Linked DNA regions of Homo sapiens: region 1 is linked to region 2. Evidence: chromatin loops called from intact Hi-C (ENCODE). Cell type or tissue: IMR-90. All regions are shown on one strand. Each heading gives the region's core, and the rest is flanking DNA. Links, peaks and the distances in the headings are about the cores only.

Region 1 (8,334 bases), core at 65-8,064, 75 kb before region 2:
AACAATGGAAACAAAATAAAACTGTACACAGGGAACGATAAAGGCCATCAGGAAAGAAACCAAATTGTTACAATGTATTTCTCTACAAAGTATGGGGGGGGGTGGCCCTTTTTCTACTCATTTGAATTTTCCAAATGTCCTATAGTGAGCATGAATAATTTTTTTTTTTTTGAGACAGAGTCTCGCTCTGTTGCCAGGCTAGAGTGCAGTGACGCAATCTCGGCTCACTGCAACCTCTGCCTCCTGGGTTCAAGCGATTGTCCTGCCTCAGTCTCCCAAGTAGCTGGGACTACAGGCACATGCCATCACGCCCAACTAATTTTTGTATTTTTAGTAGAGATGGGGTTTCACCATGTTGGCCAGTCTGGTCTCAAACTCCTGACCTCATGATCCGCTGCCTCGGCCGCCCAAAGTGCTGGGATTACAGGCATGAACTACTGTGGCTGGCCCCTTGAAGCTTTTTCAGACCTTGTCCTATGTACCTTTTCTTCTGGTTGTTCATTTGAATCCTATATAATAAACCAGTAATTTTAAAAATCATTTGTTTATTTATTCATTTTGAGATAGGATCTAGCTCTGTCCCCCAGGCTAGAGTGCGGTGGCATGACCACAGCTCACTGCAGCCTCGACCTCCTGGATCAAGTGACCCTCCAACCTTAGCCTCCCAAGTAGCTGGAATTACAGGTGCACACCACCGTGCCCAGCTAATTGTTTTTTATTTGTTTGTTTGTTTTCACAGAGGCAGGGTCTTGCTATGTTGCCACGGCTGGTCTCAAACTCCTGGACTTAAGCGATCCTCCAGCCTTGACCTCCCAAAGTGCTGGGATTACAGGTGTGAGCGGCTTTAGCTTCTTAACGTTTTAAAAATCAATCACCAGCTGGGTGCGGTGGCTCTTGACTGTAATCCCAGCACTTTGGGAGGCCGAGGTGGGTGGATCACCTGAGGTCGGGAGTTCGAGACCAGCCTGACCAACATGGAGATACCCCGTCTCTACTAAAAAAACAAAATTAGCCATGCGTGGTGGTGCATGCCTGTAATCCCAGCTACTCGGGAGGCTGAGGCAGGGGAATTGCTTGAACCCAGGAGGTGGAGGTTGCAGTGAGTCAAGATCGTGCCATTATACTCTAGCCTGGGCAACCAGAGTGAAACTCTGCCAAAAAAAAAAAAAAAGAAGGAGCAGCAGCTAAACCTGCAATGCAGTATTTTCCCTCCCACTCCCCAAATTTGTGGGTGCTTCATTAAAAAAAAATCTGCCTGGAGGAGAGGGGAAAGCCTCAGTTTAAGAAAACCAATCCTAAGCCACCAACTCCAAAACATATATTACAGTTTAAAGGATATTATAACAATATCTTTTGAAGAGCTCTTGCTATATTTCAGGCACTGAGCTAGCTTTGGGGCTAAGAGTCATCCAACCTGTAAAGTGGGCAACGTGGCTCCCAACTTATAATGACCCGACCAATGCTCAGAGAGGTGATGTCACCTGCCCAAGGCCACCTGGCTGGAAGTGGAAAAACCAGGTCCAGAGCTCTCAAGAAATTTCTACCCTTGCCTACATTGCCTCAGTTGAGGATGAAAAGCCTTAAGGCACGCGTGTATAGCTGGTGTGATGACCCCCTCCTGCCCCCACTCGCCCCAGGCTCCACCCCAAAAGCCTCCGGCTGAAGTTTTGCTCCCATTTTGGTTCATATGGAAAATGTGAACTCTGGTTGGCTCGTTTGAAACTTTCTTCCCTGCAGACAGTCTGGGTGACTGAGGTGCGTCATTTCCCAAGGAAGCCTGGTGTGCCTGCCCCACAAACTCATGCGGTCACTCCTTGAGTTCCAAGCATTCCAGTGACCTAATTTCAGTGAAAGGCGTGGGTTCAGAAAGGCTCAAGGGGCTGGTGTGTGTGTAAGCCCTCCAGCCCTCAGCAACATCTTGGGAAAAGGGACAGGGACACAGGGACAGGAGCAGACAGACTTGGTTAGGAAGGCTAGGCTGTAGCTTTGCAAGAAGTAACACAATTGAGAGGCTATCTCCCCTCCTGCCTGCTATCCTTCCCCATTGTGAACAAAGGTAGGAGAATTTCTCATAATCTAGCTACCTTTGGAGACATGGACTGTAGCTCTATAAGCAACTGTCTCTTTCCCGTCACACTTCAAATAATAAAATAAAAAATACAGGCCAGGCGTGGTGGCTCACACCTGTAATCCCAGCACTTTGGGAGGCTGAGGCGTGTGGATCACCTGAGGTCAGGAGGTCGAGACCAGCCTGGCCAACATGGTGAAACCCCATCTCTACTAAAATGCAAAAATTAGCTGGGCATGGTGGTGGGCACCCAGCTACTCGGGAGGCTGAGGCAGGAGAATCACTCGAATCCGTGAGGCAGAGGTTGCAGTGAGCCAAGATTGCACCATTGCACTCCAGCCTGGGCGACAGAGCAAGACTCTACCTAAAAAAAAAAAAAAAAAATTAAAATGACAATGAAGGCTGGGTGTGGTGGCGTATGCCAGTAATCCCAACACTTTGGGAGGCCCAGGTGGGAGGATCACTTGGGCCCAGGAGTTCAAGACCAGCCTGGGCAACATAGCAAGACTATCTATTTTAAACAAAAGAAAAAAGAAAGAAAAATTAAAATGACAAGAAGATACCATTTTCACCTAGTAGAAAAGTACAACATTTTAAATCTGATCATGTCATGTCAGTTAATAAGAGTGTGGAGCTTGGGAGACTGAGGCAGGAGGACTGCTTGAGCCCAGGAGTTCAAGATCAGCCTGGGCAGCACAGTGAGATCCTGTCTCTTAAAAAAAAAAAAAAAGTGTGGGCCGGGCGCAATGGCTCACGCCTGTAATCCCAGCACTTTGGGAGGCCAAGGCAGGAGGATCATGAGGTCAGGAGATCAAGACCACGGTGAAACCCCGTCTCTACTAAAAATACAAAAAAAAAAAAATTAGCCGGGCACAGTGGTGGGCGCCTGTAGTCCCAGCTACTCGGGAGGCTGAGGCAGGAGAATGGCGTGAACCCAGGAGGCGGAGCTTGCAGTGAGCCGAGATCGCGCCACTGCACTCCAGCCTGGGTGATGGAGCGAGACTCCGTCTCAAAAAAAAAAAAAAAAAAAAAAGTGTAGAGCAATTTTCTACCACTAGTAGAGTAAAAATTGGAGAAACTTCATAAGCAAACAATGTGGTATTATTTCATAAAACTAAAGATGTGATGACTACCTCATGATTCAGCAATTCCGCTGCTGGGTATGCATGGCAGAGAAACTCTTCTGTGTTCACTAGAAGACAGCAACAAGAATGGTCCTAGTAGCATGAAATAGCAAACAACTAAAAACAACCAAACGTCCATCAACAGCAGAATGGTAGCATATGGCGTATTCCTATGATGGAGGGCTACAGAGAAGCAAAACAGAGTAAACCACAGCTACACATACCAAAATGGTGATTGTCACAAACAAGGCAGAGTGCCAAAGTCAAAAACACGCAAGAAGAAACAAACTGTTAGGGAGATAAATATATGTGGCAAAACCATAAGGAAAAGCAAAGAAATTATAAATATAAAATTCAGGATAGTGGTTACTCCTGGAGGGAAAAGGAAGAAGGAATATAATCATAAAGGGTTTTAAAAGTTTCAATTATGTTCTTTTCACGATCTCGGCTCACTGCAACCTCCACCTCCCAGGTTTAAGCGATTCTCCTGCCTCAGCATCCCAAGTAGCTGGGATTACAGGTGTGTACCACCATGCCCGGCTAATTTTTGTATTTTTTTTTAGTAGAGATGGGGTTTCGCCATGTTGGCCAGCCTGCCTTGGCCTCCCAAAGTGCTGGGATTATAGGCGTGAGCCACCATGCCGGGCCTTTTTGAGAAAGGGTCTCACTCTGTCACCTAGGCTGGAGTGCAGGGGCATGATCACAGCTCACTGCAGTCTTGACCTCCTGGGCTTAAGTGATCCTCCCACCTCAGCCTCCTGAGTAGCTGGGACCACAGATACACACTACCACTCCCAAGTGATTTTTAAATTTTTTTGTAGAGGTGGGGTCTCCCTATGTTGTCCAGGCTTGTCTTCAAACTCCTGGACTCAAGCAATTCTCCCACCTTGGCCTTCTAAAGTGCTGGGATTACAGGTGTGAGCCGCCATGTGTGGTCTTTTTTTTTTTTTTTTTTTTTTTTTTTTTTTTTTTTTTAGAGAGAGGGTCTTGCTCTGTCACCCAGATATAGTGGCACAGTCATAGCTCACTGCAGCCTTGAACTTCTGGGCTCAAGTGATCCTCCCAACTTGGCCTCCCAAAGTTGGGATTATAGGCATCAGCCACCATGCCCAGCCTGATGTTGTATTTTTTAAGTAGGTGGTGAGTACATTAATATTAATTGTTATTCGTGTGTGTGTGTTTGTACTGCTTTGTAGGGAATGATGTATTTGTGATTTTTCTTTCTTTCTTTCTTTTTCTTGGCGGGGAAGGAGTCTTCCTCTGTCACCCAGCCTGGAATGCAGTGATGCAAATCTTCGCTCACTGCAGCCTCCGCCTTCCGGGTTCAAGTGATCCTCCCACCTCAGCCTCCTGAGTAGCTGGGACTACAAGCACGTACCACCATGCCTGGCTAATCTTTGTATTTTTAGTAAAGATGGGGTTTCACCATGTTGGCCAGGCTGGTGTTGAGTTCCTGACCTCAGGTGATCTGCCCACCTCAGCCTCCCAAAGTGCTGGGATTACAGGCATGAGCCACCGTGCTCGGTAGTATATGTAATTTTTCTCAATCTATTTTGTATATTATGAAAAAGAACCCTATCACCAGCAATAATATATTGATACATTAATACCTATTGATAATTTTTAGTGCAGAAGATCTGCACTCTGGTCCCAGCTCTGCCACTGACCAGCTGGGTAACCATGGGCAAAGCACAGTCTCTTTGACCCTTAGTTACTTCCTTGGTGAAATGGGAACAAAAGCCTGGCTCTGCTGTCCGAAAGGAGTATTGAGTAGCGCCAGCAAGATCATGTATGTGTTGTGTTGTAAACAGTGGAGTCCTGAACAATTGTCATGATGCTAACAAAGAAGGAATACAGTGGCTAAGAGCAGGCATTCTCAGCTCCCAATTCCTACTGCTTCGCTTTCTTGCTGTGGCCACTGGGCAAATCACTTCACCTCTCTGAGCCTGCACAGCCTCAGTGATGGAGATGATAATCCAAATCTCACAGGAGTTTGGGGAGAACTGTCAATATCATGGAAACCAAACGCTCAATATAGTCAATGGTTTCTTTTTGTTTGTTTATTTATTTATTTATTTATGGATAGGGTCTCCCTGTGTCGCCCAGGCTGGTCTCAAATTCCTGGCCTCAAGTGATCCTTTCACCTTGGCCTCCCAAACTGTTGGGATTATAGACCTGAGCCACCGTGCCTGGCCTTGTAATAAAATGGTGACCACAAATGTGACTTCTCTGGTTCTCTATGGTGCATCCAACCAAATTCAGGTCTCCAGGCAACAACATCACTTCCCTCACCAGAAACAAAGTATCACTGCCCGTTTTGGTGAGAGATGTCTGCCATTGTCAGAAACCCAGACATACCAAGGAGCTTCCTCCCTGCCCACCCATTTTCCCAGGGGCCATGACAGCAGCAGCAGAAGCAAGGACCTTTCTCGGCCCCCACCTCCACCTCCAGGCCACAGCATCTCCCCTGAAGTCCAGATCACATGGACTCCAGCCACACCATGCCTCTCCCAGCTCTGGCATCTCTGAAGAGGGGTGGAAAGAGAAAAGCAGACAGACAGACTTATGACCCAATCCCAGCCTGTTCCAGAGACCACTTTTGATCACAGCTGATTGGACCAGGGTGGACATGTGACCCAAAATGAGCCAATCAGATTCTCTCTTGGGAATTTAGAATGGAGACCATGGGGAGCTGGGCTGGATAGAAGATGGGGGAAGATAAATCTGCAGGCCAAGGGTCCTGAGGCTGGAGTCAGGCTGCAGCCTTTACCAAAGCCAAGGAAGGTTTTGGGGGAATAGAAAAGCCAAAGGTAAACAAAAAGCAGGTCTGTAGAGAGGGGCAGGAGAATGGAGCAGAGAAAGAAGCTGAGGGAGAGGAACCACCTGTCCTGGGAGAGGAGAATGAAGGAGGCTTCCAGGCCAGGGAATACTCCTTCCCATCCCTGTATGTCCATGAGCGACCTTCTATCCAGGAAACCTCATTTGTACCAACTCATGTTTTCCCAGCTGAGCCAGTTTACACGGACACAGCAGCCTCTGAGAAATGGTAGTAAGACAAGGAACTTTCTTCTTCTTCTTTTTCATTTTAAGAGGCAGGGACTTCCTCTGTTGTCCAGGTTGGAGTGCAGTGGCATGATCATGGCTCTCACTGCAGCCTCGATCTCCCAGGTTCAAGTGATCCTTCCACCTCAGCCCTCCAAGTAGCTGGGACTACAGACACAAGCCACCATGCCCAGCAAATTTTCAATATTTTTTTGTAGAGATGGGGTCTTCCTGTGTTGCCCAGGCTGGTATGGAACTCCTGGGCTCAAGTGATCCTCCTGCCTCAGCCTCCCAAAGTGCTGGGATTAGAGGCTGAGCCACTGTGCCCAGCCAAGACAGGGGACTTTTGGTTCCTTCCCACCAACCAATCCCTACTGTGGGGTCCAAGTCCTTTCACCTCCTGGGCCCTTCTTCCTCATCTGTAAATTGGGATAATGACATCTTTCACCCAGAATTGTGATGCGGCTTCAATGAAGTAGGGAGAACATGCCTAGCACAGTGGCTGGCACACAGCAGGTGTTTTTTTAATTTTTGTTTTATTTTTCGTGGTTTTTTGTTGTTGTTGTTGTTGTTTTGTTTGTTTGTTTGTTTTTTGAGACAGAGTCTCACTCTGTTGCCCAGGCTGGAGTGTAGTGACCCAATCTCAGCTCACTGCAACCTTTGCCTCCCAGGTTCAACCTATTCTCCTGCCTCAGCCTCCTGTGTAGCTGAGATTACAGGCATGCACCACCACAACCGACTAATTTTTCTATTTTTAGTAGGGGGTTTCACCATGTTGGCCAGGCTGGTTTCGTACTCCTGGCCTCAAGGGATCTGCCCGTCTGAGCCTCCCAAAGTGCTGGGGTTACATGCATGAGCCACCGCACCTGGCCAGCAAAAGCTGGCCTCTTACAAAAGCAAAAGCTGGCCTCTTACAAAAGCTTCCTATCCAGGGCTCATTCAGCCTGCAGGAAGATCTGTTGCCTCCACTTTCTGAGGGCTCTTTAACTAAGTGAGTCATAAAACCTTGCCAGGAACAAAAAGGATGTATGGGTTTAATGTGTCCTTAGAAGCCAGTCTCATCTTTTTGGAAGAAAAAAATAAGGCTCTGTGATAAAAAGATTTGTTGCAGTAGAATACATCCCCCACACAGTAATTTGTGGCTGTTCTTTCTGTAGAAGCTGTGTACACAGATGAGTGAGCTCTGGATGGAGAAATCACTCTGCACAAATCAGGACAGGGCTTTATATTTTACAAAATGCACCCACAGGTGTTATTTCATCTCATTCTCTCTCCTGCATGGGACCTCCTACAGCCTCAGTTTTCTCCTCTGCAAAAATCAGGGTATCAAGTCTACCTCCCAGAGATATAATGAGGATTGGATAGAATACATGTGGGAAGAATCTGGAAAGTTTCTTTCTTCTTTTTTTTTTGAGACAGAGTCTCACTCTGTCACCAAGGCTGGTGTGCAGTGGGGCAATCTCGGCTCAATGCTACCTCCGCCTCCCAGGTTCAGGCGATTCTCCTGTCTCAGCCTCCGGAGTAGCCGGCCACCACGCCTGGCTAATTTTTTTATTTTTAGTAGGGATGGGGTTTCACAATGTTGGCCAGGCTGGTCTCGAACTACTGACCTCAGGTGATCCCCCACCTCGGCTTCCCAAAGTGCTGGGATTACAGGCATCAGCCACCGCGCCCGGCCAAATCTGGAAAGTTTTAACATGGGTATGGGTGTGTGTGTACGTGTATGCATCTCCCCCATCTCATGCTCTCTCTTTCTACCTGTATCTGAGTGCCAGTTTTAAAATCTAATCACTGTCTTGAGGTGTAAGCAAATCAGTCTTGCACCTCAGTTTCTCTAATCATAAAATCTGGAAAATGAGCAGGGCATGGTGGCTCACGCCTGTAATCCCAGTGCTTTGGGAGGATGAAGTGAGATCACTTGAGGCCAGGAGTTTGAGACCAGCATGAGCAACATAGCGAGACCTCATCTCTCCAAAATATTTAACAATTAGCCAGGCATGGTGGCATGCATCTGTAGTCTTAGCTACTTGGGAGGCTGAGGTGGGAGAACTGCTTGAGCCCAAGAGTTTGAGGTTACAGTGAGCTATGATGGTACCACTG
Region 2 (8,334 bases), core at 284-8,283:
AAGTGATTCTCCTCCTTAGCCTCTGGAGTAGCTGGGATTACAGGCACACGCCACCAAGCCTGGCTAATTTTTGTTTCACCATGTTGGCCAGGCTGGTCGGAAACTCCTGACCTGAAGTGATCCGCCCGCCTTGGCCTCCCAAAGTGCTGGGATTACAGCCGTGAGCCACCGCACCTGGCCAAAGATGCCTGTATCTTAACCCTGGAATCTGTGAATATGTTATTAGGTTGGTGCAAAAGTAATTGCAATTTCTGCAATTAAAAATAAAGGGGGAGGGGCAAAAACCGAAATTACTTTTGCACCAACCTAGTACGTTACATGGCAGGAGATAATTCAAGTTGTTCACCAGATGACCTTGAGATGAGGTGTTACCCTGGGTGGAATGAGCCAAATGTAATCCAAAGGGTGCTTAAATGGGAAAGAGGGAGGCTTAGCAGTCAGAACAGAGAGATGGATAGAATCATGAGAAAGACTTGACTATCTATTGCTGGCTTGGAAGTTGGAAGGGGACCATGAGCCAAGGAATGCAGGACACCTCTAGAAGCTGGAAACGACAAGGAAATGGCCTCTCCCCTGGAGCCTCTGGAAGGAAAATCCTTCTGACACCTTGATTTTAGCCCAGGGAGAGCCATTTTGGGCTTTTTAATTTTTTATTTATTATTTTTTTGAGACGGAGCCTCACTCTGTCACCCAGGCTGCAGTGCAGTGGCACAATCTGGATTCACTGCAACCTCCGCCTCCCAGGTTTAAGCAATTCTCTCCTCAGCCTCCCCAACAGGTGGGATTACAGGCACGTGTCACCACGCCCGGCTAATTTTTTGTATTTTTAGTAGAGATGGGGTTTCATTATCTTGGCCAGGCTGGTCTTGAACTCCTGACCTTGTGATCCACCAGCCTCGACCTCCCAAAGTGCTGGGATTACAGGTGTAAGCCACCATGCCCGGCCCCCCCTTTTTTTTTTGAACTTAAAAAATTTTTTGTGGGTACCTAGTAGGTATATATATTTACAGTGTACATGAAATATTTCAATACAGACATATGGAGCATAATAATGACATCAGGGTGGGCCAGGCATGGTGGTTCACACCTGTAATCTCAGCACTTTGGGAAGCTGCGGTGGGTGAATCATCTGAGATCAGGAGTTCAAGACCAGCCTGACAAACATGGTGACACCCCAACTCTACTAAAAATACAAAAATTAGCCGGGTGTGGTGGTGTGCGCCTGTAGTCCCAGCTACTTGGGAGGCTGAGGCAGGAGAATCACTTGAACCCGGGAGGCAGAGGTTGCAGTGAGCCGAGATCGGCCCATTGCACCCCAGTCTGGGCAAGAAGAGCAAAATTCCGCCTCAATAATAATAATAATAACACCAGGGTAAATGGGGTATCCAATATCTCAAGCATTTGTCCTTTCTTTGTATTACAAACAATCCAATTATTATCTTTCAATTATTATTTTTTCTTTCTTTCTTGTTATATCCACCTGAATTTAAATCTTTCAGTTATTTTTAAATGTACAATAAATTATTGTTGGCTGTAGTCACCCTGTTGTGTTGTCAAATACTAGATCTTATTCATTCTAACTACATTTTTATACCCATTTACCATCCCCATTTATCATCCTCCCCATTACCCTTCCCAGCCTCTGGGAGTTCAATTAATTTTTTTTAGCTCCCAGAAATAAATAATAACATGTGAAGTTTGTTTTTCTGTGCCTGGCTTCTATCACTTAACATAATGACCTCCAGTTCCATCCCTGTTGTTGTAAATGACAGGATCTCATTCTTTTTATGGACAAATAGTACTTCATTGTGTGTATGTACCATACTTTATTTATCCATTCATCTGTTGATGGACACTTAGGTTGCTTCTAAATCTTGGCTACTGTGGATAGTGCTAACATGGAAGTATAGCTACCTCTTTGATATATTGATTTCCTTTCTTTTCTTTTCTTTTTCTTTTTCTTTTTTTTTTTTGAGACAGAGTCGCGCTGTGTCTCCAGGCTGGAGTGCAGTGGCTCGATCTCAGCTCACTGCAACCTCCGCCTCCCAGGTTCAACTGATTCTCCTGCCTCAGCCTCCCAAGTAGCTGGGACTACAGGCGTATGCCACCACGCCTGGCTAATTTTTTGTATTTTTAGTAGAGACGGGGTTTCACCGTGTTAGCCAGGATGGTCTCGCTCTCCGGACCTCGTGATCCGCCCCTCTCAGCCTCCCAAAGTGCTGGGATTACAGGCATGAGCCACTGCGCCCAGTCTTGATTTCCTTTCTTTTGGGCATATACCTAGCAGTGAGACTGCTGGATCATATGGTAGCTGTATTTTTAGTTTTTTGAAGAACCTCCAAACTGTTCTTCATAGTGGTCGTACTAATTTATATTTCCACCAAGAGTGCGTGAGGTTTCCCTTTCTCCACATCCTCACCAGCACAAGTTATTCCCTGTCTTTTGGATAAAAGCCATTTTAACTGGGGTGAGATGATATCTCCTAGTAGTTTTGATTTGCATTTCTCTGATGGTCAGTGATGTTGAGCACCTTTTCGTGTATCTGTTGGCCATTTGTACAACTTCTTTTCAGAAATGTCTACTCAGATCTTTTGTCCATTTTTAAATTGGATTATTAGATTTTTTTCCTATTGAGTTGTCTGAGCTTCTTAATATATTCTGGTTATTAATTCCTTGCTATTTTGGACATCTGATCTCCAGAACTATAGGATAATAAATTTGTGTTAAGTCACTGAGTTTGTGATAATTTATGACAGCAGCAATAGGAAATTAATACACCCCTTGTGATAAAAAAAATCTTGAAAAATGATGTTTCTGATCACAAAATAAGGCTGGTCTTATTAGGTCTGACCTGATTATATACATAGGTGCAACAAGAACATTAATTTATCACACAGACCTTAAAAATTTGCTGGAAATGGGCCAGGCACGGTGGCTCACGCCTGTAATCCCAGCATTTTCGGAGGCTGAGGCAGGTGAATCACCTGACGTCAGAAGACCAACCTGGCCAACGTGGCAAAACCCTGTCTCTATATAAATACAAAAATTAGCCAGGCGTGGTGGCAGGTGCCTGTAATCCCAGCTACTTGGGAGGCTGAGGCAGGAGAATTTCTTGGACCTGGGAGGCGGAGGTTGCAGTGAGCCGAGATCGCACCACCACACTCCAGCATGGGCGACACAGTCAGACCCCATCTCAAAAAAAAAAAAAAAAAAAGATGGTGGCCAGACGCTGTGGCTCAAGCCTGTAATCCCAACACTTTGGAAGGCCGAGGCAGGTGTATCACGAGGTCAGGAGTTTGAGACCAGCCTGGCCAATATGGTGAAACCCCATCTCTACTAAAAATACAAAAATTAGCCGGGTGTGGTGGCTCATGCCTGTAATCTCAGCTACTCGGGAGGCTGAGGCAGGAGAAGAGCTTGAACCCAGGAGGCGGAGGTTGCAGCAAGTTGAGATCACACCACTGCACTCCGGCCTGGGCAACAGAGCAAGACTCTGTCTTAAAAAAAAAAAAAAATTGCTGGAAATTTTCAGAAGGAATCTCAGACTGGACTTTACGTTTTGCTGAATTCCTGTTTACTTGAGCAAATATCTAAGATTTGGGCGCCTGCCAAGAAGTGGCCTTCCTTACTCATCTGTAAGCTGTGCCCCAGGACCATTTTTCTGAGAGGGCTTTGAAAGTGCTGGCTCCATGAAAGCCAAATGTGTTTCCTCAGAAAGACTGGTCATACTTGATTAAATAAGCAACATTTTCAAATATGACAAGGCAAGGCCTTGGTTGCAAAGCCAATTTTTCCAATTATAGTCTGGTGAAAAGGACATTTATAACAAACCTATGCAAATAACTATACTGCCATTCAGCAAAGACCCAGTAAGAGTTTCTGGAAGAGGAGGAGGAGATGGGCCTATGAGAATGAGATATTTTTATTTTTACTTACATATTCATTTTTTAGACACAGAGTGTTGATTCTGTCATCCAGGCTGGAGTGCAGTGGCGTAATCATAGCTCACTATAACCTCGAACTGGGCTCAGGCAATCCTCCTGCCTCAGCCTCCCGAGTAGCTAGGACTACAGGCACATACCATTACATCCATCTAATTTTCAAAAAATTTTTGTAGAGACGAAGTTTTGCTATGTTGCCGGGTGGTCTCAAACTCCTGGACTCAAGCAACCCTCCTGCTTCAGCCTCCCAAAGTGCTGGGATTACAGGCTTGAGCCACCGCGCCCAGCCTGGAATGAAATATTTTAAAATGGTATCTTAGGCTGACATTTTGATTTTATGATTAGCCATCATTTCTCCCACTACCTTCATGCATTGCCCCGCCCTCAGCTCCAGGGCTGAAACAACTCAGCAGCTCAAGCAGCATTTTTCCTTCTTTTTTCTAATAAGGATACGCCTATCCTCATTCCTTACACTGAAATTCACTGCTGAGTGGCTGTGCTATTTTTCTTGTTATTTTAACACATTTCAGTATATAGGGTGTTTTTGTTATTGAAAATTGCCCAAAGTGATTTTCCTACTAGTTATTTCTACCTTCCAGTAACCTAAATTCTACCTTTTCAATTTGGACCCATTACCTCTTTGAAAACCCAACTTGGAGACTATATGGTTCATGTAAACTTGTTTTTGAGGCAAAGGGATGACCAGAAATCTAGGACAATTGGCATCAAAATAATTAACAATAGCAATGGATTACAAACCACAGAATAAAATACAAGTCCATGAGTCCATACTGACATAAGTGAATGGGGAGAAGGGAAAGCTCTTCCTTACAGTAGATTGACAGCTAATAAATACAAAAGGAATGATGTTAAAACCAGTAGGTGCAAGTTTAATGAGGAACATAGTCTCAAAGAATATCCTCACTAATTGGCCGGGTGTGGTGACTCACGCCTGGAATCCCAGCACTTTGGAAGGCCGAGTCGGACAGATCACTTGAGGCCAAGAGTTCGAGACCAGCCTGGGCAGCATAGCAAAACCCCATCTCTACTGAGGCGGCAGGATTGCTTGAACCTTCGAGGCAGAGGTTGCAGTGAGCTGAGATGGGGCCTCTGCACTCCAGCCTGGAGGACAGAGCCAGACTCCATCTCAAAACAAAGAAACAAACAAAAACACAAAGAAAGGCTGAAAGATGATTTCAGATTAAAGGAGACTAAGAGCAGTGTATGATCCTGACTTCGATGCAAGATTGGGAAAAAATTGCTATAAATGACATTACTGGGACAGTGGATGAAATTTGAAAATGGGCAATGAGCTGGATGTGGTGGCTCACACCTGTAATCCCAACACTTTCAGAGGCTAAGGTGGGCAGATCGCTTGAGGCCAGGAGATCAAAACCAGCCTGGGCAACAAAGTGAGATGGCATCTCTACATAAAATTAAAAATTTGCTGGGCGTGGAGGCGCGTGCCTGAGGTCCCAGCTACTTGGGGGGCTGAGGTGGGAGGATCGTTTGAGCCCAAGAGGTGGAGGCTGCAGTGATCTATGATCACCCCACTGCACTCCAGCCTGGGCAATAGAGCAAGACCAGGAAAGAAAATGGGCTATGGGAGGTTGTGCCATTGCACTCCAGCTTGGGCAACAAGAGTGAAACTGTCTCAAAAAAAAACAAAAAACAAAAAGGTGGGGGGGCTATGGATTAGATAATTCTATTGTATCAATGTTCGATTTTCTGATATTGACAACTGTAAGATAACGTCCTCACTTTTAAAAGACACACTTGAAATATTTATGGGTACAGGTACACAATGTTTCCAATTTACTCAGAAGTTTTAGGAACACACAAGCACATGCACACACACACACACACACACACACAGAGGAAATGATAAATAATGTAGACAATTGGTGAATCTGGGTAGAGGGTATAGGAAGTTCCTTGTATCATTCTTGCAACTTTTCCATAAGTTTGAAATTATATAAAAATAAATTATAACAAAAATGGTTGACCAGAAACTTTTTTTTTTTTTTAGACAGAGTCTTGCTCTGTCACCCAGGCTGGAGTGCAGTGGCACGATCTCTGCTCACTGCAAGCTCTGCCTCCCGGGTTCATGCCATTCTCCTGCCTCAGCCTCCCGAGTAGCTGGGACCACAGGCACCTGCCACCACGCCCGGCTAATTTTTTGTATTTTTAGTAGAGACGGGGTTTCACCGTGTTAGCCAGGATGGTCTGGATCTCCTGACCTCGTGATCCGCCCTCCTCAGCCTCCCAAAGTGCTGGGATTACAAGCTTGAGCCACTGTGCCCGGCCAACCAGAAACTTTTAATTTCACCCCACAGTGCTAAAAATATTCCTAAACTATGAGTCTACTTTCTTGGTTTGGTAAACACTCTCTAAGAAACATAACCGTAGCTCTCTGAAATAATTAAGAAATTCTTCAAGATCCTAAATCTTCAATAACCATTTATGCATGATGAGAAAAAGTTAGTAAATTTAATTTTCCATATAACCAAAACTTATTCCTTTAAGTCATTCTTTTAGCAAGTGTGTGGGAAACTTCTATGTACCAGATACACTCTAGGTGTTGATCCCTGCACTTGTGGAGTTTATATCTAGCAGAGAGAGAGAGACAACAATAAATGTAATTAATAAGTAAATTATATACTGTAGGATAAAAAATGATAAGTGCTGGAGAAGCAGCAGAGCAGATGATGATAAGTGCAAGGGCAAGGGAGGTCGGGCTGGGCTGCAATCTCAAATAGGGCCTTCTTGTGGAGAAGGCCTTTGAGTATAGGCTTGGAGGTGAGGGAGTGAGCTGTGCAGATACTCTGCCTAAAGGCTCTCCAGGCAGAGGGAACAGCCAGTGCAGAGACCCTGGGGTAGAAGTTGCCCAGAGTTTCAAGGAGCAGTAAGGAAGCCACTGTGGCTACAGTGAAGTGAAAAAGTAATATTTTAGCTCAAAATCCTCCACTGCCTTCCCATTTGTCTCAAAAATCCTCGCAGCAGGTTTTAAGGTCCTACAGACCTGATTTCACTACCTTTCTGATTTCACCTCTTACTTCTCTTTTAAGTTCATAAACATTTTTATTTATTAATATTGGAACAAAAATATCTTTTAAAAAATGCATTATTGGCTGGGTACGGTGGCTCACGCCTGTAATCCAGCACTTTGGGAGGCCGAGGTGGGCAGATCACCTGAGGTCAGGAGTTTGAGACCAGCCTGGCCAACATGGTGAAACCCTGTCTCTACTAAAAATACAAAAATTAGCTGGTCGTGGTGGTGCATGCCTGTGGTCCCAGCTACTCAGGAGGCTGAGGCATGAGAATTGCTTGAACCTGGGAGACGGAGGTTGCAGTGAGCCAAGATCGCGCCACTGCACTCCAGCCTGGACAACAAAGCGAGACTCCATCTCAAAAAAAAAAAAAAAACAGTCTCACTATGTTGCTCAGGCTGAAGGGCAATGGCTATTCAGAGGCATGAACATTGCACACTACAGCCTCAAGCTCCCAGGCTCAAGCAATCCTTCTGCCTCAGCTTCCAAGTGCCACTGGTGTGCATGACCACACCTGGCTTTAGTTGAGCAAGTACTGAGCACCTTACATATGTTAAAACATACTACAATTCATCCTGGTGTAGATATTAAACTCCCTTTTAGAAAAATGTATGCATAGTGAATGATATATTTACATTTAGGTCAAAATGCTTCTGAAGAAATCACTATAGAGTATTAAAGTGTATCAGGAATCATAAATAGGTATTACTAAGTTTGCATGTCAAAGGTCAGCTTTATACACTTAATAGGAAAGTAGCCTCAAATTCATCCTAAGTTTTGGCAGCCAGCCTCCAAGGTGGCCCTGATGATTCTCACTTCATGGTATTCTAGCCCTGGGTAGTCTCCTCCCATACTGAAGAGGGTTGACCTGTGTGGTCAATGAGATACTGTGGAAATGGAGTCTTCCTATTCACTTTGTGGGGGAAGCCAGCTACATGAGAATATTCAGTATATGCAGAAGTCCACTTGCCTAGGAAGTGAGGTGTAGTCATGCACGTGAGCCACCTTGAAAGCAAATCCTGCAACCCTAGTCAAGCCTTCAGATTACTTTTTAAAAAAAAAAAAAAAAAGACATGGTCTTCCTCTGTCACCCAGGCTGGAATGCAGTGGCACAACCACAGCTCACTGAAGCCTCAACCTGTCGATCTGCTGGGCTCAAGCAGTCCTCCCACCTCAGCCTCCCGAGCAGCTGGGACTACAAGTGTGTGCCACCATGCCTGGCTAATTTTTAAATTTTTTTGTAGAGACGAGGTCTCACTATTGTTGCCCAGGCTGGTCTTGAACTCCTGAGCTCAAGCGATTCTCCTACCTTGGCCTCCCAAAGTGCTGGGATTACAGGTGTT

What was found. Hi-C counts contacts between places; a loop is a spot of excess contacts. Peaks named below come from ENCODE experiments on the same cell type or tissue, not always from the same donor. Only the 100,000 strongest peaks of a DNase experiment are listed, where the experiment ranks them.
Region 1: a loop joins it to region 2, with 2.9 times the contacts of the local background. A loop is called at or near these places in 7 of 110 quality-filtered maps.

The regions. Positions count from the first base shown.
Region 1 is chr1:23,195,287-23,203,620 of GRCh38, forward strand. All of the region lies in intron 1 of HTR1D (5-hydroxytryptamine receptor 1D), which reads right to left. Among named protein-coding and RNA genes, the nearest start is that of HTR1D, 18 kb to the right of the region's middle. In IMR-90, for the core only: a CTCF peak has its summit at 3,135; DNase peaks (open chromatin) are centred at 1,795, 3,275 and 7,205; H3K27ac peaks cover 984 bases.
Region 2 is chr1:23,269,985-23,278,318 of GRCh38, forward strand. No RefSeq gene overlaps it. Among named protein-coding and RNA genes, the nearest start is that of LINC01355, 11 kb to the right of the region's middle. In IMR-90, for the core only: no CTCF peak of the experiment used is centred there; a DNase peak (open chromatin) is centred at 3,637; H3K27ac peaks cover 135 bases.